Regions from separate parts of the Homo sapiens genome. Here all the other regions are linked to region 2. The links are chromatin loops, found by intact Hi-C in ENCODE. Cell type or tissue: mammary epithelial cell. All regions are shown on one strand.

Evidence for each region. A loop is a pair of places that touch in the nucleus more often than their neighbours do. Peaks named below come from ENCODE experiments on the same cell type or tissue, not always from the same donor. Only the 100,000 strongest peaks of a DNase experiment are listed, where the experiment ranks them.
Region 1: it touches region 2 in a loop (15-fold over the local background); 4 of 110 quality-filtered maps call a loop at or near these places.
Region 3: it touches region 2 in a loop (9-fold over the local background); 10 of 110 quality-filtered maps call a loop at or near these places.

Annotation. Positions count from the first base shown.
Region 1 is chr3:113,574,656-113,582,655 of GRCh38, reverse strand. SIDT1 (SID1 transmembrane family member 1) reads right to left here. Exons shown (of 25, transcript NM_017699.3): 4 at 5,689-5,734; 5 at 1,947-2,048; 6 at 1,212-1,295. Among named protein-coding and RNA genes, the nearest start is that of SIDT1-AS1, 12 kb to the left of the region's middle. In mammary epithelial cell, a CTCF peak has its summit at 4,610 (motif pointing right); a DNase peak (open chromatin) is centred at 4,685.
Region 2 is chr3:113,283,259-113,291,258 of GRCh38, reverse strand. It overlaps BOC (BOC cell adhesion associated, oncogene regulated), which reads right to left. Exons shown (of 20, transcript NM_001378074.1): 16 at 7,627-7,848; 17 at 6,692-6,924; 18 at 6,401-6,477; 19 at 5,694-5,887; 20 at 3,800-4,584. The coding sequence ends at 4,397. It overlaps CFAP44 (cilia and flagella associated protein 44), which reads left to right. Exons shown (of 35, transcript NM_001164496.2): 35 at 1-4,329. SPICE1-CFAP44 (SPICE1-CFAP44 readthrough (NMD candidate)) reads left to right here. Exons shown (of 52, transcript NR_183050.1): 52 at 1-4,329. Among named protein-coding and RNA genes, the nearest start is that of BOC, 76 kb to the right of the region's middle. In mammary epithelial cell, a CTCF peak has its summit at 3,002 (motif pointing right); a DNase peak (open chromatin) is centred at 3,808; H3K27ac peaks cover 1,891 bases.
Region 3 is chr3:113,622,641-113,630,640 of GRCh38, reverse strand. SIDT1 (SID1 transmembrane family member 1) reads right to left here. Exons shown (of 25, transcript NM_017699.3): 22 at 7,109-7,214; 23 at 6,908-7,018; 24 at 4,426-4,539; 25 at 1,066-2,995. The coding sequence ends at 2,933. LOC124909410 (a long non-coding RNA gene) reads left to right here and starts at 7,208. Exons shown (of 2, transcript XR_007096007.1): 1 at 7,208-8,000. RefSeq lists a silencer at 3,588-3,687. In mammary epithelial cell, CTCF peaks have their summits at 3,675 (motif pointing right) and 7,224; a DNase peak (open chromatin) is centred at 3,660.

The sequences.
Region 1 (8,000 bases), 290 kb before region 2:
AGGCCCCAAAAGAGAAGTAACAATTTATTGCCAAACACATCCAGGGAAGAGAGTTATTGATATGCTTGCCCTTTATGAATTTAGTGTCCCGGATGAAATACAATTTGAAGTTCCCTACTATAGTTATTTTTCTGTCCTCTTTTATTTGGGACCACATAATGCGGGATGCCAAGAAAGAAAGAAATACTGAAAAACAAGAGCAGATATTTGGGATATCAAATCTGAAGCCTTTGAAAATTAAAGCCTGACAGAAAATTTTAGGTCTCATACCTAAATTATAATTAACTTCTCTTCATTCTTGCCTTATTATTCAGTAAACAGTATCACCTTACCCTAGGGAACAGATCACGCTGCAGGTACTTTAAGTAAGTACCTCCCCCAAAGCAGGGACAGAATCTCCTTGAAAATATGCTTACATGACATGTATACATTTTTGTTATAAAATTACAATTGAAATAATAATTACAAATATCATAAGATAAGCTGCTGTACAAATATGGTCCATATTCTTTTGAATCTGTCCATTCTGTTCAGAATTGAAGACCTCATTTGCTTACTGTTACTGGTATAGATTATTAGAATATGTTTAATTGCTTTAAATGGATCTGACAAACTTCACCCTAAATTGGCACCCCCAATAAGTAGACTGAAATCTTCTGGCCCTACCTCTCTGAGCAATCTGTCAGATACACGTCCCATCGCACCATGGGCTCCTAATAATTGTCAAGGGGAAAGAGGCACCTGGTAGAGTAGCATTGTCTACCATCACCTAGGCTTTGATTTCAATGGAGTTTTGCTGTTGTCGCCCAGGCTGGAGTGCAGTGCTGTGCTCTTGGCTCACTTCAACCTCTGCCTCTTGGGTTCAAGAGACTCTCCTGCCTCAGCCTCCTGAGTAGCTGGGATTGCAGGTGTGCACCACCAAGCCCAGCTAATTTTTGTATTTTTAGTGGAGACAGGGTTTTGCCATATTGGCCAGGCTGGTCTCAAACTCCTGACTTTAGGTGATCCGCTCGCCTTGGCCTCCCAAAGTGCTAGGATTACAGGTGTGAGCCACTGCGCCTGGCCAGACATATTAGTTTTTAAACCAATCAGAAAGGAAGGAGATCCTAGGCACATCATGGATGGCCATCCCTTTTGGATGCTGGCCCAGTAAGTACACTATCTATTGAGCATTACCATTGGCAATAATGCCCACAGAAGCAATGCCTCACCTGTAGCGTGATGGCAGCTTTCTTGGTCATGGACTGATAGACACCATTAAATTCCACATTGTGGTCGAGATCATACACCGGGCACTGCAGCATGCATGAGGAATAAAATGGAAAGCATCCATAATGTCATGCAATGTCATGCCACACATAGGTCCTGTCAGCATCTTTCTGCTTGGATCACAGAGCAGGGGATCCTTATTAACCAGAAACTAGGCAATTTCCCCCCTTGAACAGTCATGACATAGTCTTCCTAAGACTTGGGGCCTCGTCCTCTAAAGTCAAAGTCATGTTATATTGAAGAGAACTATAAAAATATTGTCTTAAAGTGTATAACACTTTTTTCAATTTTCGTTAACACCTCAGGAGACAGAAAGAACCGAATGTTACAATAAAAATTTAAAAGCAGAACAAATGGTAGGGTTCAATTTTAGCTTTCTCGCGGAGCCCACAACTTGGTCTTCCTGGTTCCTTGTTACAATCCTTCCCTGCTTCCTCCCTCCTTTCCTTCTTTGCTTTGTTGATTTTGGTGAAGAGTTAACTATTCTTTACCACTCCAAATTAGTGTCTGCAAACACAGTCTGCCCACTCGTGCTCACAGATACTGTTCGTATTGTTTAGTAGTTTTGGAAGGGAGATACACAGTAAGAGGATGGCATGCTTCCACCCTTCTCTTTCATTTGTTCTGGAATAATATAATGCTCTATAGTAGAAGGTTGGCAAGTTATCAGCACTCACCATGATATTCTGGACTGAGACAACAGAACATGGATAAGCCATTTCAGACACCACTTTAATGATAACTGAGTCCACGTCTTTGGGAAACTTGTATAGAAAATACTGAGAATAAGAAAAAGAAAGACATGATTTATATTTACATGAATGGGATTGTTTCCTCTACTATTAGGCACAAAATTTATACGTAAATCTCCGTGAATCTCCATTAATGAATTCAGTCAGCTCTTCATCTCATACATATTGAGAAACTAAATCTGCGCAGGGCTCTGTGCCAGGCATTAAGAATATAGCAGTAAATAAGACAAAACAGCCATTTTATGCAATGTTGCTATTCCTTTTTCTAGGGTAAAAGAAATAGTCATTTATTTCTCAACTAAACTTTGCTATACTTTAGTTTGTTTCCTGTTTAAGAAGCATCCTGCCCCCTTTAAATTAAGGGTAAGTGAGATATAACATGTGATAAGATTCACTTCTTTCTGTGTGGTCAATGTGACATACGAAAATTCCATATTGAAAAGCAGATAAGCCTGTTCCTCAATAATTTTAACCACCTTCCCATAGGCAAGAATTAGCACTAGACTCATCCTCCCCCTTGCCCTTTTGATCAAGAAACTTGTTGCTGGCTGGAATATAGTGAGAACATACAGAGATTCAAAGACCAAGCCCCATGTGGAGTCCCCAGAAATACATTCACAATTGCGGGCAGGCTGAGGTATCTTTTAAAAGTGTTTTTCAAGTAACACCAGAATTAGGAAACATTTTTAATTGAAAGAGGTTGTACTATTTACCCATGTAGATTATGAATCCACTGGAAAAATGTATTAACTCTAAGTTGTAAACTTGTCCTTAATGATGAAGAAAGGGGAATTCTGCCAAATAATTATAAAATACGATAACTGATTGAGAAGTTATATTAAGCCTATGATTAAGATTTTGAGAAAAGCAACCGAAACAGGCTCCCAGTGAAGACTCTAATAAATCTATCATGTACAGAGAGGCAAAACAAGTTAAAACTTAACTTTGTATTTCAACATCTTTTCTCCTAACCCTATTTTGAGTACCAGGACAATAAAAATGGAATCCTTTTTAATAATCCAAAGCTTTCTGATGGGGAAAAATTATCTCAGAATTAAAGAGTGTCATTAATGATACAGTTGGAAGTCTATTCACATCTTATAACAGATGGCAATACCCCCAAGAACCCACTTAATTTTGGAGCTTGACTCAAATACATATAATACAGGGCTCTTCAAAAGATGAGGAGCATGGAATTTCCAAGAGTGTTCTTGTTTCCCAGGAAACCCATACTGTGTAACTCAAGAGCATTACTATGATTACTGTTGGCAATAATGAGCCTCATATATGTTCCCATATATGCTAGTAATTGGTTTTGTGCAAGCAGTAAACACCCACTGAAAGTATTAACAACTTTATCTGCAAATTACCATAAACCCCAAATAAATGTTTTTGACCCCTGCCTGACAATCTACCTTTACCAGAAAGAAGCGAACGACAAATACCCAAAGCAGTGGCTGGAATTTAGGCTGAAAAATCACTATCTGGGTCCTGGCTACCTCCCCAGTTTCTGCAACCTGCTTCTAACTCCTGGAATAGAGGCAAACAGTGATTGACACAGGTTATCTGAGAATGTGCAACCGTTTGGGTGAGTTTATAGAAAAAGAAAATATTTCCTGTAATCAAAGAGGATACAAAATATAGGTGAAAATGAGACTAGTTAAGAGTAAAGTAAACCTTTCGTAGATATCAAGGAACTTGTTTTGTTTTATTAGTTTGTTCTAAGTATATTTTACTCCATTTTGGGGTTTAAATACAAATTATTTAAATTTTTTTTTCAGAGATAGGGTCTCACGCTGTCACCCAGGCTAGGGTGCAATGGCACAATCATGTATCACTGTAGTCTTGACCTCCTGGGCTCAAGTGATCCTTCTGCCTCAGCCTCCTGAGAAGTCAAAACTACAGATGCAAGCTACCATACCCGGCTAATTTTTTATTTTTTAGGTTTTTGTAGAGACAGGGTCTTGCTATGTTGCCCAGGCTGGTCTTGAACTCTTGGCCTCAAGCAATACTTCTGCCTCAGCCTCCCAAAGTGTTGGGATTACAGGTGCAAGCCACCACACCTGATCAGTATATCATATTTATTATAGCTCTGTACAGGACTGTTAGACTATACAGTTCCTGTAGTTAGAGTGAAAGTTATTCCTCTTCTTTTTTTTTTTTTTTTTGAGACAGAGTCTCGCTCTGTCGCCCAGGCTGGAGTGCAGTGGCTCAATCTTGGCTCACTGCAAGCTCCGCCTCCCGGGTTCACGCCATTCTCCTGCCTCAGCCTCCCGAGTAGCTGGGACCACAGGCGCCCGCCACCATGCCCGGGTAATTTTTTGTATTTTTTTAGTAGAGACGACGTTTCACCGTGTTAGCCAGGATGGTCTCGATCTCCTGACCTCGTGATCTGCCCGCCTCAGCCTCCCAAAGTGCTGGGATTATAGGCGTGAGCCATCGCGCCCGGCCTATTCCCCTTCTACTTTAGGTTTCTCTCTTTGCACCTAGTAATTAGTGCTTTTAAAATATTTCTTGAAATTAAATAGTCAATAAATATTGAGGGCAGTATATTAAGGGCCTTTGGCCCTCTCCTGCCACTGGGTGGCAGTATACATGCGTTGCAGAGACTTTCACAGACAGGAAGTTTAAAAGTGGATTGGAGTTGGTTCATTCAGGCTTGGGAGAGCTGATTGTGCATTAGTCACTTCCCAGCTGTTCAGTGACATCACAATGGGAGCTTAAAATCAGCCACAGTGGAGGTATTTACACCACAGAAATGGGCAAATGCTACAAATCAGGGCTTTCTCTCTGAGAACCAGTTCTTAACTATTTACCAGCACCGCAGTAGTATATTTACAACAAGTCCATGTTAATCCCAGTTTTACTACTCCAAAGCAAAACCTAAGTAGCTATTTATGACCAAAGCTATATTATGGACTAAAGAAAATGTACAACAAATAAACTTGTTTCGAACATGCTATTATATAGAGTTTTGTCTTCAGAAGCTTATGAAAGAAAAAAGGAAGGTAGCTAGAAATGACACCAGAAAAACAGCCTGACTTAATCCAAGTTTTCATGTATTTATTCTATTTGTGGTTATGGTTTAATGGAGAGCACAACACAAATATCTAATTCTCCTGATGTTTTTTGTCAAAATTCTGGCTCTTTCTTTATGAGAGGAGAAACTAATTTACTACACTTATAACATTGTAAACATTAAAATGTCTTATTTTCGTTGTATTTCCAGGTCAATTAATTATTTGTGTATCTGTTTGGTGTCAGCCTTTTACTACCTATCCCCACTACCACTTCCCAGCTATCAGGTTCATAATGGCAGAAGTTGTGTCTCTCCGTTCTTAACCTTTGTGCCTCCAGCACCAGGTGCAGTCTAACAATGTTCTTGGTGCATAGTGGGCACACGATTTTCTCAGTGAGGATTGAACCAATGAACACCTGAAAACAAATAGCATGCCACCCATTTTATACCAATTAAGGTGATATGATTAAATATTGTGTCCAAAATTCCAGTAACACAAGGAATAAAGTGGAATACAAATATACTTCAAGTTGTGAAAGGTCAAGGGCAACACCACACGCTAACTCTACCAGGGTAACATGGTTTCACTAACAGGCAGGCAACACCAACAGGTAGGATGTTGATAACTCTTGGAACCCCTTCACTTACCTGAGGTTGAGAGGGGCTGGCAGTAAAGTGAAAGGCAACATTTGTCCTGAGAAACGTAAGTGGCAGAAGGGAAAGGGGAAAAGTGAGAGAAAAGCATAAGTTAGTGAGCAAAAATTATTTATTTAAAAGAAAGCCATCTTAAAGTAGACTCAAGGAGAGCTTCACCCTTGGTGAGGGGAGTTCCGGTTCCGTGAAACTGACAAAGTAGACTGCATGGGGACTTGGTGGTTTCAACTCTCAAGAATGACCAAACTGGGAAAGGGGATTATTATTTTTATATCTTTAAATATCCATGAAGCCATATCTATATAAGGTAGTTTATTTACTTTTGTAGCCACTTTTGCCTTGGGACTCTCTTGTGCTTGATTTTACAATCAAGCACAGGGTTTAGGTAACAGAAGTGGGCTGAAAGAGAGGGGAAACCCAGGTTCAAGGTCCTTTTGGATAATGTAGATACATTTCAAAATAATTTTGATAGACCCATGGCAAAATGGGTCACCTTTTACCAAACACAGTGAATAGATAACCACATGGGATGGTGCCTAGGGACAGAAGCAGGCCCTTACTATCCCCTAATAGCTCCCCGATTGCCTGCCACGTTGGCTGAAATTCCCCAAGATTTAGTTCCGTTTAGGTTAGGCATTGCCTTCCAAGACCCTCCTTTAAAACATAAATACCACCAAAAGAATATAATGAGGTTTTTTTCTCTTCAATTGGTAATTTACTGTGAATTACATTATTAGATACTTTCATTCTTCCATGTAAGACAGCAATGATCTAGGCACTGAAGAAAGGAGAGTGTGAAGAGTTAGGAAGCATAAATTGGTAGTATAGAGGGCTGTCTGCTGTGAGCATCTGTGAAACAGTTCAAGTGTTTGTCACAAAGACAAATGTGGTCTTCTCTATAGTTTTATAAGGACTACTTTGGGCTTTTTCTCTTTCTGGCTGTTGCCTCATCATTAGCCATGAAGATCATGCACACAAGTCCACAGCAGTCTCAGATCCCCAGGCTGCTGAAACGCTGCACCTGGGAGTGCGTGCCCCTGCCCCTCCAATGTGCCCTGCATTTCTGGGCATCTGAACTTGAACTTCTGGGATTTCTCATCAGCTCCACCCCCTGGGGCTCTCTGAAGATTTTTTTCTTTCCACTCTAATTTTTCTTTCATAAAAATTAAATACCTGTTTTAAAAGTAATGATTTCTTTAGAAAGGACATTTCAAGACATTTAAGCAAGAGGTGTATAATTATAGAGGTGTTATTTAGAAGTCATAAAATTTGAGCACTATTTATAAAGGTAATGACCACAATTTAGGCTGTCATCAGGCTGGGCTCAGAATTTAGCTCGCAACAATAGATGTAATTTTTATATATCTACTTGCAACAGAAATCATAATCAATGTTGAGGATTGGTTCTTCTGAAGCAGAACTGAAAACTTCTGTCCTTAAGTCGCCTAAAGAAGCTAAAGTGAGTGTCAAACCCAGTTATGTTTCTGCTCCAGAGAGTCCTTGGCCAGAGTTTGGACCTGTGACACTTTGTGTGGGCTGGGTAGAGCCCTTTCAGCAGTCTGGGAGTGTCTCCCGGTGTTACCAGGGCAACATGAGACCTTCAATTCTTTGTTGCCAGATCAGAGAACAAAGAAGACATGATTTTCTTGGCTGGCGACATGACTTCTCCTTACTCTCTTGTCTGCACCCTGATCTTTCAAGTCCATCGGTTCCTCATGACAGCATGAAATTTGCAGAAGAAACCCATATTTTTTTGCCAGAGATTTTAATTTTCCCCATCATTTGAGTTTCAGTCATAATACTAAATGTATGAAGATTTGATATTCACTTTCTGTTTTTTCTTGTTCTTTATGTTTTATTTGCTAGTACAATGCATGCAAACTTGTAAAACATGTTACTGTGTTTAAGACTACCATTTATGTCCTCTCTTTCTCATGGAGTCGGCAGTATGTGCAAAATAAACATTGTATCTGTTGCAGATGAAATATTCTGCTTCCTTCCACATGAACCCTAACAGAGGTGGGGAGGGTTTATTTTGTTAGGGGTCATTGACAACAGAACAAAGCTAACTGAAGCTCATGGATTGTTAGTTTTAGAGAAAGAAGTATAAAAATTTCAACTGATTTGTTTTAAAAATTAAACACATTTTAACATGTTTATGTTATGTTTATTTGTTAAACATAAGAGGCTAAAAAACAATTTTGTTTCCTTGTGCTGGCTATTTCAAGAAAAGGGAGAAGGGAGAAGAAACCCATGGACTTGAGAGATGGGGGTGCAGATAGGGGAGTCAGGAGAAGAGGCAGAAA
Region 2 (8,000 bases):
ATTTTGTTTTAGGAAAATTTGATTTGGGGGTATCCTGAATTTTTAGCCCTTGGCAAGAAAAACTATCATTCAGCAATTCATGAGAAAACTTTGTTTTCTTGATCCTTAGAAAATAAACTTAGATGTTATTAAGTGTTCTCTGAGAGGATGCAGGAGAAAAGGACATTTTGTCAGCTATATCTTAGAATAGAAATGCAAATTTCAGTTTTGGCATTGTTGACTTCATAAAGCAGTGTTTTGAGGGCTCAGGATTCAGGAAATACAAACAGACATGGCAGAGCAGTTTGCTTTGGGTTGGCAGAAAGCAGGAAAATAACCAGCCTTCTTGGATTGCCCACAGTTTTTGTAGACTCCTCAGTTCTGAGTGGAGCAGAGGGGCATGCTTAATAAAACAGTCAATAAAGAGGCTTTTCTTTAAAGATTTCTGCAACTCCGTCAGAATTCTAAGTTTTCCCCATAGTTTCTCATGTCCCCTGCCATTTTCTTTCAGGTTTTACTTGGGCCATTTGCTGGTTTTGATATAGATGAGGAGATAATGAAATAGATTTACTAGAGATCATCTTTAACAATCACCTTTGATTATGCATAACATTTTAAACTAATTGAAGAGTATCCTTTTGGTTTGGGGGTAAGTGCTCATTGAAGTTCATGGCTATAACCATTGCAGGATAATCTCACTGACATTTGGAATCCTGTTAGTAACAGAGCATAGCTCTTTAGATTAAGAGCTCTGTATTAACGAGCTACTCATTGAGGCTGTTCCAGGATAAGCTGGTCACTGAGAAGGGCGGGTGAAGAAAGGAACATTGCATAAATGTAGAAGGGAACTCAGCAATGCCAAGTCTTCCTCACCTGTGATTAGCCTGCTAATGTGCCCCCCAAAATTACAGACAGGTCTTGCTTTCTTTGTACATCAGCATATTCTTAGAGGTGGCCACTTGGCCTATTGTCTTCCTAAGATTCCTTCATATTCCTATTTAAGAGGTCAGAATACCTTATTGTTTGCACTTGTCACCATTAATTTCTGATGTAGTCACTTCTCTACTGGAGAGCACCCACTTTTTTTTTTAAATCACTTTCTGTGTTGTATATCCTAAGCCATGTGTGCCTTTCAAGTATTTTTAAAAATATGCTAGTCATAGCCCTGAGTGTCTTATTTATTGCGGTAAAAAATTACCCCCAAACTTAGCTTGAAACAACAAACTTGTGATCTCACCCAGGAGTGAGAGGGTTTCTGAGGTCCAGGAATCTGGGGACAGCTTGGCCGGGTGTTCTGGCTCAGGGTCTTTCGTGGAGTTGCAGTCACACTAGGAGCTGGGGCTGCAGCCATCTGAAGCTTGGCTGGAGCTGGAGGGGCTATTAGCAAATTCACTCCCTTGGCCATTAGGCAGGGCTTCAGTTCCTCGCCATGTGGGCCTCTCCATAGGGCCGCTTGGGATATGACTTCTCCCAGAGCAAGTGATCCAAGAGTGAGGGAGACAGCAAGAGAGAATGATGTATACAAGAGCCACAGTCTTTTACAGCCCAAGCTCAGAAGTGACATAGCGTCACTATTGTCATATGGGTCACAGGCTGACCCTGTGTGATGTGGGAGGGGACTGAACAGGGTGTGAATGCCAGGTGGGGGTCACCGGGGCCTTCGTGGGAGCTGGCAGCCACAAGAAGCAGCTGCCTGGAGAGAGTGGCTGGTCTCTGAGAAAGGTCTTGAGGCGATACCATCCCCTTGGTAATTGTAGAGAATCAGGAGAAGTTACGTTATCTTCCTGGGCCTCATTTTATTATCTGACAAATGAAGGATTGGTAGAATGGGTTCCTTCCCATTCTGAGATTCTGATTCTGATTGCAGCAAGAATGGACCTACAGTCTACAGAAGAGCCACATCAGGACTTGCTGTGCATTTCAACTGAGAGGAAAGCTAATCGGGATAATTATTCCCAAACTGAGCTGGACTAAATCACTAGTTAATTCTACAATATTCAGGGCTTCATTCCGCATGTTTGGGAATTGACGACAGTTAACACTGAATTACTTTATTTTGAATTGGACAAAATATGTTGATAGCTTTAGGTTCATTTCAACTTGATTCCAGGCTTAGTCTTAAATCTGTAGTTAAGTTAGAGCATCTGAGTCTTTGGGAAGTTAAGCTTCAAACACAAGTAGACCAGCAGGGTGTGGCATGGGCAGGGTGGCTGGGAAGCTATCCTGCTCCTGGCACACTTCCCTGCCTTCTGCTGTGCTCCCAGAGGAGCAGCCTCACCTCTGAGGGTAAGGCCAAAAATCAGCCTACACTGAGTTACTTGTGGGTCAATTGTTCATATAACTTGGCTCTTCTGAACTGTCATCCATAGTATCACCGATGATCAATCTCAGCATTGGAAGAAAAAGAAACCACAGAGTCCAGCCCCTCTGTCACAACTTCAGAGTAAAGGAGTTGCTCATGCCTGCCAGCCAGCCTGTCCCACCACAGCGGGCTCCCCAGCTTAGGGAGGTCTGTGAGCCATGTGCTAAATTTCTCTTTAGAGCTAAATCCATTGAGTGCTATGATTCCAGTGCTGTGCAGAAAGCAGATGTTTCACCTATCACTTCAGAAAAGTTCACCAGACTTCATTTTGACAGCTACCTTAGATCATCAAGGAGAAAAAGGAAAAAATGTAAAAACCAGTGGGGCTAGAAGGTGAGTTACAGCTCAGATTGGGGGGCCTCTGGATAGCAAAGCAATGACTGAGAGCGTCAGCCCTACCCACCCCAGAAGTGAGCTCTGGGCCGTGATGCCAGGTTGTCTGAAATCACAGTATCTTATTTTTTCTCTTCTCTTCCCTGCTCTGCTTCTCATTTCCTAACATTTACCTGTTCCTTACAGTCCTTCCTTTTAAATAATATTTTTAAAATACTGCTTTCCTGAAAACCATGCTGCACTTCCACATGAAGTTCTCTCTGACGTTGAGCTTGATGGAAAAAGGATGCAGAAGTCAGGAATAGCAGGTGCTATACTTATTTTGGCCAGCAGAGGATGCACTTGCCCTAAACAGTCAGAGTGACTCTTCCCTAGGACCCTGTTTATCAAATTCTTCATGTTTAAAAGCCAGGGTCTGGCCCCCCACTTAACGAGATTGTCTCAAGTGGCATTTCATCTGTAACTCAATTTTACAGAAATCTAGAAAATACAGGCTCCCCCCACCCTCTCCAGCCCCAAAACACAAAGCGTAGTAAGGCTTTCATTGCAAGCATCAGTCTCCATCTAATTCCACTTCCACATATAAAGATTTTAAAATTTCAATTAAAAAAGAATCTATGGTTGATCCTTTGGTTGGACAACAGTAAGTAAATGTTGATTTTAAACTAGTGAGTCAACTACTCTGGCAATGTTGGTGTATCTTTGGAAAGAAGGGAAGTGAATTTATTATGCACCATATGTCCATGTGTGGCACAGCACTTAGCTAAACAGTATTTTGGAGAAAATATTTGGTCTTCAACACACACCTATATAAAAAAGATTAGTTCTATTTCTTCAATATGACCTAAACTTCATCTCAAGTCCAGTTGGTAAGAGAACTATGAACCTGTTTTTCCTGGTCTGTTGTACAACGGTTCCCTTGTGGACTAAACGGTAATGTGTTCTGCATGAATCCAAGCACAACTGACATTCACTGTTTTAAAAAACAAAAAAGAGAAACATTTACTACCTTTTTCAGATCTCATTTCTGATGGACCTGAAAATATTGTAAGTGGGTATTTTCTTCAAATACTCAGAGACTGAATTCTAACATGTAAAGAAAATGCTGACTCACACATGACTCAGTTTGAAGGTTACAGGGAAGACTAAACATTTATTTAGAAGTTACAGTGTTTGTTTTTACAGAGATATGTTGCCACGGATTATTGATTCTGGAAGGTTTTTTAATGCTCATAGTGCTGTACACATCTTGGTCTGTTCTCATGGGCATCTTAGGAAAATGTTTCCCGTAGCACCGGATCCAGCCATCTGTGTGGGTGTCTCCAGGCTGTGATACCGTGCCCCTTGCTGTTCCCTCATGCTCGTGATGAACCATGTGCCTGGGATCCTTCCTCTTGCCAGCTTATCTGTGGGCCTCCTGCAGCCTCGCCTGCCACTGCAGAGGCCCCAGGTTAGGAGTCTGTCCCGCGCCAGCCTGTGCGGTGCTTTCCTGGGTGACTCCTGTTAGGTGGCAGCTTCTTTATTTTCCCTCTCCAACCTCAACGGGTAGGACTCCTTATGTCTCTCCAGAATTATAAAACATATACATTTATTTACAAGTGCATAAATATATAAATATGGCTATAATAGAAAAATAAATACCAATTTTCTCTGTCTCTTTTTTCTTCTTTTTTTTTTTAAAAAAAAAACAATATATAGTCTTTCTGGGATATCAGCTTCTGCCTAAATTGTGAGAGGTGGTGTTTCAAAAGACACACGCACCAGTGGCCCCGGGGAGAGCTGCATTCCAGGTTCCTGTCCTACGTAGGCCCCTACGGGGTGCTGGGGACACCAGTCTCCTCCACTCACTTGGCAGGAGTCAGGACTGTCCACCTCTTCAACTGGCACAAGGCCCAAGCAGCATGGGGGCCCTGAGGGGAGAAAGAGTAGGAACCATTAAAATCCAGATTGACCGAGGAGCCAACACCCAGTGACACTGGGCCAATCTCTATCTGTGGTGGAGGTGGTTACACTGGCTCTGGAAAGGGGACAGAAACCTACAACCGAGACAAGGGCACTTCTGTTCCCTCCAAGGTCTCTCATCAAAACAGGGAGGGCCACTTGCCACCCATTTCCCACTCATGCTGGGACTGTAGAGACTCCCGCACTGAGCCCACACCACAGGAGCAGATGAAGTCAGTGCAGCCCGTGAAACGCAGAAGGAAGCCCTGCTCTTTCTATGTTTAGGCGGCTAGTCCACCCTTTGCTATGGCTTCTGGTTACAATCATCCCACTCACAATCCAGTCCCCCCAGATTGACACGGTCCAGTTTAAATGATGCTGGGTCGAGCTTTAGGACCCAGCATCTTTTAAATTTAATCTCCTAGAGACAGAGTCCAGGATCTGCCTATGAATGGGCACACACACAGAGAAGCTAAGAAACGTTAGTGGATACTTGGTGCCCTCACCAAGTATCCACTGATTTCTAAGGAGACTAGCATGGAGGAAGACAATGGGATGGGCTTAGCGTGAATGGCCCAAAACTCCTTGGAGAAAAAGTTCCGTGGAAGTACAAAGAGTTATGATGATGATGTTTGTAAGAATTTGGCTCCTTAATGATTGAGGCAACCTTATTCCTTAATTAAGAGACAAGCCTCAACAAAGCAAGGCATTTCAGAGTGATTAGAGAATGCCTCTTAGTGTGATGAGCAGCAAATGGAATTTGTGAATGGCCTTGAAATGCACAGACCAAAAAGGGCTTTTTTCTCTGAAATGGAGAAATAGCCTTTTTCTCAGAGGCTGAGGACCGCAGCTTATCATGTTGCAGTAGAACCCACTTGGACATCCCACAGACCTACTGGGCCTTCAGCAGTGAAGGAAAGTGGCCAGCCACCCTCGATGCCCCATCCCTCCCACATAAATGCTGTGGCTGGCTCCTTACCAAGCCCCACCTTTGAAGACTGTTACTACTGGCTTGTGGATGCCTACCTCATGTCACCCCCAGCCTGTTTAATTTCCCTGCCCTGCTCCTGGAACCAACCTGAGTGAAATGGAGGGTCCCACACTGCTTCCAGGACAGGACTGTCGGGGGCTCTCCTCACCCCTGACTGGCCCACAGCAGCAGGCTGCTCCTGGCGTTGGCAGCAGTCGTGATGGGGCTGCAGCAGCTGGTGAGTGGAGTCGTCGGGCAGTGTGTATAAGAAAGAGCCCTCGTCCGGGCTAGACTTGGGACCCCTGCAGTGCACAAGCCCAGATGGGGAGGTGGGGCTGGGCAGGGTGGGCCTGTCGCCCCATCCCCCTGCTGGCTGTCTCCCTGTCTGAGGGCATCAGAGCTGGTGAGAGCTCAGATGGGGCAAGGACTGCTCTCCCCTTTGAACATCAAGAGGTACCACACCATCATTCCCACTGATCATTCTAGTCCATTTCCATTTTACTCCATGTGGGAGAATGTGAAGTCAGGTGTCCAGGGGCCCATGGGCAAAGTCAGTTGTGGTGGGTGCTTCTGATCTGTCTAGTGACGGAGGATTCCGAGATGCCAAGCCATGCCCTCAGGCAGAAAGGGCATCGCAATTGCAAATGCAACAACTGCCTATTAGGGCAATGGTTCAGAGGAGCATGATTGTCAGTCACGGGGACCCCTGAGTACAGCACTACTGCTTGGCTCTCAGTGACAGGCCTTGGATTTGAGGAGCTAAAGGGAAAGTGAGGCTGTGGGGCTTGGGAGTGAAAGGGGAGAGGCCTGGTTACCTCGTGATCTGGTGACTTTGGGGGTCATATCCATTGCCAAGATGGGTCTGCCTCAGCAGGCTGCTGGTGTCACTCTGCTGCTCAAAAGGAAGAGTAATGAGACGGCCACGCCGGGGAGTCCAGGTAACTTTCCAGTCTTCACTCAACAACAGGAGCATCTGCTCCTGACTAAAGAAAGCCTGGCCCAGCAGCCCAGCCTGAGACCCTAGGAGGGAGGAGGCCCCCCAAGGCAGCCCAGCCACTCCCTCCTGGGTGTCCCATACCTGCCGCCCACACCCAAGAATGCGCTACCTGCTGAAGCTCGCCTGGGCAGTGCTGCTGGGGCTTCATGCCCGGGTAGCCCACTGCAGCCGAGGGGCAGCCCCTATTCATGTGGATCCCATTAGCACAGGCCCGTCCACTGATGCCACTGAGGTAGGGCTGTCCACTGGCCTGGTGGCCTGGGAGTCCTCCCAATGGCACCATAGTATACGGGCAGGAGGGTGGAAGGGCACTTCGAGGAAAACCCAGGTCTGTTGTATGTTCTGGAAGGACAGAAAAATAAAGGTGTGCTTAGGCCAAGGTAGCCCGGGATGGGTTGGAAAAGCCCCACAAGGATCTCAGGAGGCTCCTGGCCACAGAGGGTTGAAGGACGTAGGCAGGGAGTTGACAGTGCCCAAGCGATGGAGAACATTTTCTCCTAGAGTCTCCTTTGTGTCGCCCATTTCTACCTGACACCTAGACTCTTCTGCAGGGAGAAGGGTGGGGAGATACAGGGTCCAGGGCTTGGGGGCAGGAGGCGGTGAGTGAAAAGAAGAACAATATTTAGAGGAGGTAAGCTGACCAGATGTTTTGCCATCTGAAGCAGAAATTAGTGACTAAAAGTCAGATTCCAGGATAGAGGGGAAAGCTGAAGGCAGCTCCGCACCCAGGGAAGAGGCAGGATGGACTGTAAGTAGGAATGTGAGGTCAGAGGAGCAGCTTCGGACACTTCAGAAGATGGCACAACATAGGTCCCGAGCTCCAAAGGTGCAGAGAAGACAGCCCAACTTTCCCTCCTTCCTCCTCCCCAAGCCGAGGTCTGTGAGCTGGGGGAGGGGCCCAGTCGTTGGGTGTTCTCTGACCTCCGAGACCTTTGGGGGACTTGGGCTTGAGCTTTCCATGGACACAGACCTAGGCAGAGGCCTCCTTAGTGGAGCCCCCATTTCCCACCCAGGATCCTCCCACTGAAAGCGTCACTCACTCACTTTGCTTAGACCAGGCCCTCCACAAGCAGAAGGGGATGAAGGTGACGATGATGAGAACGATGGAGCCCAGGACGACCCCGACAATCAGATAGGGCAGGTCGCTGGAGCGAGCCACCATGGCCCCAGTGCCCACCGGCCGCTCTATGGTTTCAGGAAGGGGCGGCTGTGGTGGGGCCAGAGTTGGGGGTGGCAGTCGACCAGGCTGGCCAGAAGACTTCCGAGCTGTAATTGTGGACAAAACTCACTTCAGCATATGTTTCTTTGATATTTCCTTCACAACAAATAGAAAAAAAAATACCCCCATTCCATGGGTTTGGGAAATGGGGTCAGACTCACTAGATTGGGCCTCAAAATCTCTTATTTGAATGGTGTCC
Region 3 (8,000 bases), 340 kb before region 2:
CTGTGAATAGTGTTTATCTTTGTTCCTCCCTTTCCCATGAGTTTTGGATAGAGACTATCACCCATATTGAGGAGGATTTGGGTATTTGATTTACCGACACATGCATGTTGTGACCCCACAGAACCTTCTGGTGGGTGCCTGGAGTTACGAAGAGAGGAGCTGCCATTTTCTTTGCCCCGAGGAGCTGGCTCGGTGACCTCCTTCAGTCATGGAAAGTCCCTTCCCCAGATAGAGTCCAGCATTCCACTGGCTTCTCCTGCTGCTAAAATAAAACCGGGCGAATCCCTCAGTAAACCGTGGAGCATAAAGAGGTGGGGCTGCTTCTCCAGCATTTGTCAGGGGTGTGAAGAGGTCATTTTTTATGTGCACAGCTTTGCTTCTCTGGCTGCTACACCTCTGTCCTGCTCCAGCTGAACTGCTCTTATTACTTCTGTGCTTACTTTGCCAAGAGCCTCTTCACAGTGACTGCTTTTCTCCGGTTACGCTCCTGTTGAACCCGGCTTTCTCAGTCACTCTTCCTTTCCCTTTTAAAGAGTGAAGTCCATGAACCCAGGCAAGAGTTAGCATAGACACTGTCCTACAGAAATGGCTCGTTAAGCTCTTTAAGCTCTCTGTGCTCCCCTCTGCCCCAGCCCTTGTGTAAATCCTACAGATGCAGCTGAATGACTTTATGTCCTCCAACCGTGAGACTGGCGCTGTGGAAAGAATTAGCAACATGTACATTTAGAACTGATATTTGTAAAAACAAGCTTGGTCTGGATTTTCGGTACTGTTGCAGGAACAAAACTGACCACAGTGTGTGCGTTTGTAGCACAAGACAGACGTGATCAGAAAACAGTGAAGGCTTCAGCAGCACAGTCCACCCTTTCCTCCAGGGCCCTTTCCCCATTTCCGCTCACATCTTCCCAAACAAGCTACCAAACAGGTTATGCATCTGAAAATTTATTCGCTTCAGCCACAGGGCGACTTGAATGGACTTTGTTGTTCACATTTCCTCCCTTGGTCTTCTGTGGATTAGAAACCATAGTGCGTTAAGATAAAGAAATTAGGTCAAACTAGCCATAGTGAAACAGGTTCAAATTTTTATTTTTTTTTATTTTTTAAGAGATGGGGTCTCACTCTGTCATCCAGGCTGGAGTGCAGGGGCACAATCATAGTTCACTGCGGCGTCAATCTCCTGGGCTCAAGTGATCCTCCTGCCTCAGCCTCCCAAAGTGTTGGGATTACAGGCGTGAGCCACTGTGCCCTGCCAAAAAGTTTTTTACATGTTGGATTAACACAACCATTTAATTGGTGGCCTTCATATGGTCAATGGAAGCCAACACTGCTTAAAGAATAAGGAATAACAGAAGGCTAAGTACACATTTGGGGACTTTAAAAAAATCACAAAATATTTCATTGAAAGCAACTTTGTGTTTTTAAAATCAGGAAAAGCTTGCTGTTCAAACTTCTAAAATGGGTTTTTGAACACAATGCAAATAGTTTAGAGAAAGAATAATAATTTAAAAAAATGCCTGATCCATTTCTCTAACGAATGATCAGGAAAGCAGAGGCAAGAGGTGACTTTAATTTCACAAGCAAATACATACGCATGTGCACATTTATACGTCTATTTTCTGATTACGTCATACTCCAGGCAACAAGGGGGCCTGGTCAATGTAGAACTTCTCAGACACAGAGCTGCCAGACAGTGTGAGAGTGGAACCCAGATGCTGAGCTTGCCAACACCTTACTGGGGAGAGAATGTCAGGTGCAACCGAGAGACAACATTAGATTAGCTGTGCACTTTGCAAGAAGAGGGGAAGAGGACAATACGTTCATCCTGAGAGCTGCTTCTGAGAACCTCAGGGAAGAAGTCTAGAACCCTGATCTACATAAAGTGACAGATGACGGACTCGCTGTGGAGGACTCCTGAAGTAGTGTCCCTGATTAGAATGCTGATTTCTTCCCCAAAGGTGATGTGGGCACAGAACTGAGCTGTGTGAATGGGAGGCCAAATAAGCTCTGCTGAATTTGCTCTGGCAGCCCAAGTCCTTAAGGTGAGGCCTGTCTGGCTGCTGCTGCTGTTACCAGTCTTTTAGTATGGTTAGTCATTTCTCTTGTTCCTGCTGCTGTTAAAAGAGCTTTTCCTGTTTTTCCTTCTGCCTTGAAGCTGGCCAGACATCTGTGGAGTGACAGGGCCTTTCCAAGAAGGCAGAGTCAGAGTGATGAGGTCCACACAGGTCAGTGAGATGAAGACACGAAGGAATATGTAAGCACCCAGGACTCGGTCCCAGTGACAGTTACTTGTTAAGAGGAATGTGTGACAAACCCCACTCCTGAGCCCTTCTGATGGCATCAGAAACCTGGGGGAAATATACAGAGTTTCTTCTGGGAGGTGACTAGCTGGTGCCATTAAAACATCTATCCCAGTAGGGCAGGGCCTGGGGTCACCTCCCCGCCATATTCTAAAGAATCACATCCTCTTGCTGGAGCAGCAGGTGTTGCAGAGGTGTGAAGGGGGCCAACACAGTTTCTGGGCAGGAAGTCCAAGCTGCTGGCCTTTCTGGGCAGGGTGACAACTGGAGGGAAGTGTGCAGCAGCATTCTGCCATTGCTGGCAAGTCTCCGTGAGGGTGGGAGGGACCCCAAGATGGTGAGTTGACTTGGATGCAGTGCCTATCCCTGTTGCACTCCCAAAGCTGCAGATGGAAGGAGCAAGTGTTTCTCAGCTCCTCAGGTTTGCGTCTGTCCTCAAAACATGGCTCCCCTTCTGCCTCCTTTCTTGCAGGTTTAAATCTCCCGCAGCCCCTCTCCTTCCTGTGTGAATGCAGAGTTGGCTCTACAGAGGGTGAGTGGAGCATCTGGCAGTGGTTACTTTGCTGTGGTCACTGTAATTTTTGTGAAACAGCACCAAGATTGATCGCTCCCTCCCCTCTCTTAATGTTGGAGGTTCAGAAGACAGGGATCTGGTCTCTCCGAACCACATCAAGGTCATCATCCAAAGTTAACAAAACCTGAAGTGAGAGGGACAGAGAAATGAAAGGAATGGACAGTCACTGTCACACTAAGTCCTGTTTTCTCTCTGAGATGCACACAGACTGGAAACTGTTAGTTCCCTCTCATTCTCATGCCTTCTGCAGCTCTCTGCAATCCTTTGCTCTTAATAGGCACTTATTATAATTATACAATTCATTTGTCAATTAAATATTCATGAAGGTTTATGATGTGCTATTCCAGATGCTATGGAGATATAGTTGGTAATGAAAGAGACAAAAATCCCTATTCTCCATGTAGCTTACATTCTAAAGAGGGCTTTAGACGTGAAACAAATACATGAGTAAAATATAGCATGTTAGATAGTAATAAGTGCTAAGGATAGAAGTTAAATAAGGGAGGAAATACAGGAAGTATCAGGTGTGGGGAGGTAAAAAATTTTGATAGGGTGGCCTGGGAAGTCATTACTTAGGGGACATTTAGGTCAAGAGTCAAAGGAATAAAGTCCTGTTGGATAGAGTATTGCTATATAAGAAATGTACCCTCCTCCTCCATTTCTAGTTCATTTGACTACTACTGCCCCACGTGGAATCTTTAGTTCCACTTTTGCTGTCTCTGTCTCTCTCATGAAGGTGACGATCAAAAGTAAAAGACGTAAGGACTGTTTATACAGATTGGCCAAGCTTCCCAAACTGGCCACTAGAGGATAGCCCTGCTCCACTCTTGAAGTCATATGGCCTGCCTGAGCCCGCTTTGCGTGGAGCCCGGGCATCTAGTAGGTCTGGAGCCCGGGAGTCTAGTAGGGTTGTTAATTGTCAATTGAACCTGCCTACAGGCACCATGGACTTTTAATTGGGAAAAATCAAAGTTAGGATTAAAGGATGGAACTATAATCCAGGGTTGATATAAATACTCATGGCTTCTGAGAAAGGGTTGGGGCAAAAAAATAGAGAAACTACAGGAGAGATTTGGGACAGACTGGTCAGAAGGCAACAGACACGTGGCTGCTACCCCAAGCCACTTAAGGAATATGTAAAATATTTGTGAAATATTCAGGGAGACTGGAGGAGGAGGAGGAGGAGGAGGAATGTGAGTATGGCATAAGAAGGAATAACCCAATGTTATCGGAATTGCTAAAAGTGGTTCCTGGGGGAATTCTGGGCATGTGGGTCTAATAACCAATTCAGAACAAACGTGCTGTGCAACTTAGGGAAAGTAATTTTGTCCCTCTGTGTCTAAAGATATTGAAGAGTAAAAGAAAAACTAAAGATCTAACCAAAGGATATAAAATTTATGAAAGAAATAAGATGGTCTGTACATTGAATTACAAGGAGGAAATGGAAAGTAAAATTAGAGAGGAATATAAAAAAAAGTAAGGAAGAGCAGAAGAAAAAGAGAGTACAAGATGTAAAGAGAGAAGAAAGTCACAAAAAGATAGATATGAACTCACCAAGAATGAGAAAAACAGAGCAGTAGCAGAGAGGAAGTGCCAGATGTCATGGTCATCGAAGAAATCCAGCAGAATGCACTCGCGGTTCTTCTCCCGGGATTCGGCCGGAGTTCCCTGGAGGAAGGTGAGGCAGGACATGGGCAAGATTCCCACAGTTCAACTGTTCAAAGAGTTGAACGTCCAGAAAGCCACAAAAACGCTACTAGATGTCTGGTTCGAAAAGTTAGCTTCCAAGAAAACATCCATCCACACAAAAACCTGTACACAAAGACCTCAAAAGCACAGGCAACCAAAGCAAAAATAGAGAAGCGAGATTACATCAAGCTACGAAGCTTCTGCACAGCAAAGGAAATGACGAACAAAGTGAAGAGACAACCCACAGAATGGGAGAAAATATTTGCAAACTATCCATCTGACAAGAAATTAATAACCAGAATATATAAGGAGCTGAAAGAACTGTAAGGGAAAAAAAATCCAATTTAAAAATGGGCAAAAGATCTGAATAGACATTTCTCAAAAGAAGACATACAAATGGCAAACAGGCATATGAAAAGGTGCTCAACATCATTGATCATCAGAGAATGCAAATCAAAACTACAATGAGATATCATCTTACCCCTGTTAAAAAGGCTCGTATCAAAAAGACAGGCAATAACAGATGCTGGCGAGGATGTGGAGGAAAGGGAACTCTCACACACTGTTGGTGGGAATGTAAATTAGTACAGCCACTGTGGAGAACAGTTTGGAAGTTCCTCAAAAAACTAAAAATAGAGCTATGGCCGGGTGTGGTGGCTCACACCTGTAATCCCAGGACCATGGGAGGCAGAGGCAGGTGGATCGCCTAAGGTCAGGAGTTTGAGACCAGCCTGGCCAACATGGTGAAACCCCGTCTCTACTAAAAATACAAAAAAATTAGCTGGGCACGGTGGTGGGCGCCTGTAGTCCCAGCTACTCAGGAGGGTGAGGCAGGAGAATCACTTGAACCTGGGAGGTGGAGGTTGCAGTGAGCCGAGATTGCGCCATTGCACTCCAGCCTGGGAGACAGAGGGAGACCCCGTCCCCCCGCCCCCCCAAAAAAAAGAAAGAAAGAAAAAAATAGAGCTACCATATGATCCAGCAATTCTACTACTTGATATATATCCAAAAGAAAAGAAATCAGTATGTCAAAGAGTTATCTGCACTCCCATGTTTATTACAGCACTGTTCACAATAGGCAAAATATGGAATCGATCTAAGTGCCCATCAACAGAGGTATGGACAAAGACAATATGATACACATATCTACATAGACAATGTACATACACCTACAAACACAATAAAATACTATTCAGCCATAAAAAAGAATAAAATCCTGCCATTTGCAGCAACACGTATGGAACTCGAGGCCATTATGTTAAGTGAAATAAGTGAAGCACAAAATGACAAATATTGCATGTTCTCACTCATATGAGGCAGCTAGAAAAGTGGATCCCGTGAAGACAGAGAATAGTTTGGTGGTTACCAGAGTCCAGGAAGGGTGGGGGGAGAGGGAGATGAGGGGAAAAACCAAAGAATATACATGTATTTATGACCACTGAACTGCACATTTTAAAATGGTAACGATGGTAAATTTTATATGTATATTTTACCTCAAGGAAAAAACTTGTACACAAATATTCACAGCAGCATCACTCATAATGACACAAAAATAGAAACAATCCAACTGTCCATCAACTGATGAGCAGGTAGATAAAATGTGATATATCAGTACAACGGAATATTTTTCAGCAATGAATAGACATGAAGTACTATGTATGTTACAGCATGCTTGAACCTAGGACACATTAAGTGAAAGAAGCCAGACACAAAGGCCGTGTATTGTGTGATTCCATTTACATGAAATGTCCAGAATAAGCAAATATACAGAGACAAAAGGTAGATTTAGTAGTTGCTTAGGGGTAAGGGGTTAGCGAGAAATGAGGAGTGAATGCTGATGCATATGAGGTTTCTTTCCGGAGTGACAGAAATGTTCTAAAATCTATTGTGGTAACTGTTCTGATGGAATGCTAAGACTTCTTCCTGTTCTGTGCCTCAGATATACCACTAATTTCCTAGGCTTCGGCTCTGTTATCTATGGACTGGATGTAATGACACTCAGCTTGGGTATTTGTTGATGGATGGAGATTATGAGAAAGATGAGAAGATGAACTACTCAAGGCTTTTGACCGCGTTAAGCATCCACTGGGACCAGCGTCGTAATACAACATGCAATGAAGACCAAGTTTGCAATGTCTGTAGTACTTACAGATTTATAAAGTGCCACCCTGAGAATGATAACGCATGCAGTTATTGTGCATTTGTGTGCGGCTATTAAAAACCATCCCTGGTAGAGAAAACTTTCATTTTAGACACTGTGAAAACACATTAAGAGAGGGAGGTAGAAAGGCCAAAATGGCAAGTTGGAGAGAGAGGTTGTTTTTGGATAAGAAAACTGGCCTCTTACCTCCCAGCTGCTGAGATTCTGGAAGAAAAAATATAGGGCGGCAGCCCACATCACAGCGGTGGCCACGATGCAGAAGAGCGGGACTGGGAGGACCTTTTCAGAGCTGCGGAGCTGTGGGAGGAGAAGCAGATGCGGCCTCACGCGACCCCGCCTTCGCCTGCCCGAGGGCCCGAGGTAGCCGCTCCCGGCACCCGCTCTTACCTTCATGATGATGTAAAAGGCCAGGTACAGCAAAAGGTTACAGATGAAGATGCCCAGCATGTAGGAAGCAAAGTCCCTGGGGCGGTATATCAATCCAAAGAGGGCGCTGCAGGCGTGGGAGAAATGTGGGCAGCCGTGAAGGTGGATTTGTAACACTATTGGCTTTTCCAATCCCCCAGTCCCTTGAGGGGGAAGGGGCAGGTTCTTTTTTTTTTTTTAACTTTTATTTTTAGTTCATTTTATTTTTTTTTAAACTCTTACCTCTGATGGAACAGTAGATTTTTAAAAAAATACTTTAACATATAAGTATCTTTTTTTTTTTTTTTTTTTTTTTTTTTTTAAGAGTTGGGGTCTCATTCCCTCACTCAGGCTAGAGTGCAATGGCACCATCACGGCTCACTGCAACCTCCACATCCTGGACTCAAGCGATCCTTCCACTTCAACCTCTCTGGTATCCGGGACTACAGATGCATGCCACCACTTCCAGCTAACTTTTAAAATTTTTTTTGTAGAGGCAGGGTCTTGCTATGTTGCCCAGCCTGATGTTGGATTCATGGCCTCAAGCCATCCTTTTGCCTGAGCCTCCCAAAGCCCTGGGATTACAGCCGTGAGCCATGGTGCCTTGCCTATATAAGTAACTTTTAATTTAATACACTTTCTTCCAAGCATTCATTTCTAACAACCATGTAAAGTTCCCATAACTGAATGCAATGTAAACAATCATCTTTCCCCTTTTGTTGAAGTGTCTTCCCACATTCTTCGGTTTTTCACTATTATAAGAAACACTGCAATGAATAAATAAATACTTTCAGACATTGAGCTTATGTTTTTCATTTAAGATTAGTTCCTTAGAATAGAAGCAAAATCATCTCCATGATTGGCTTGACACACA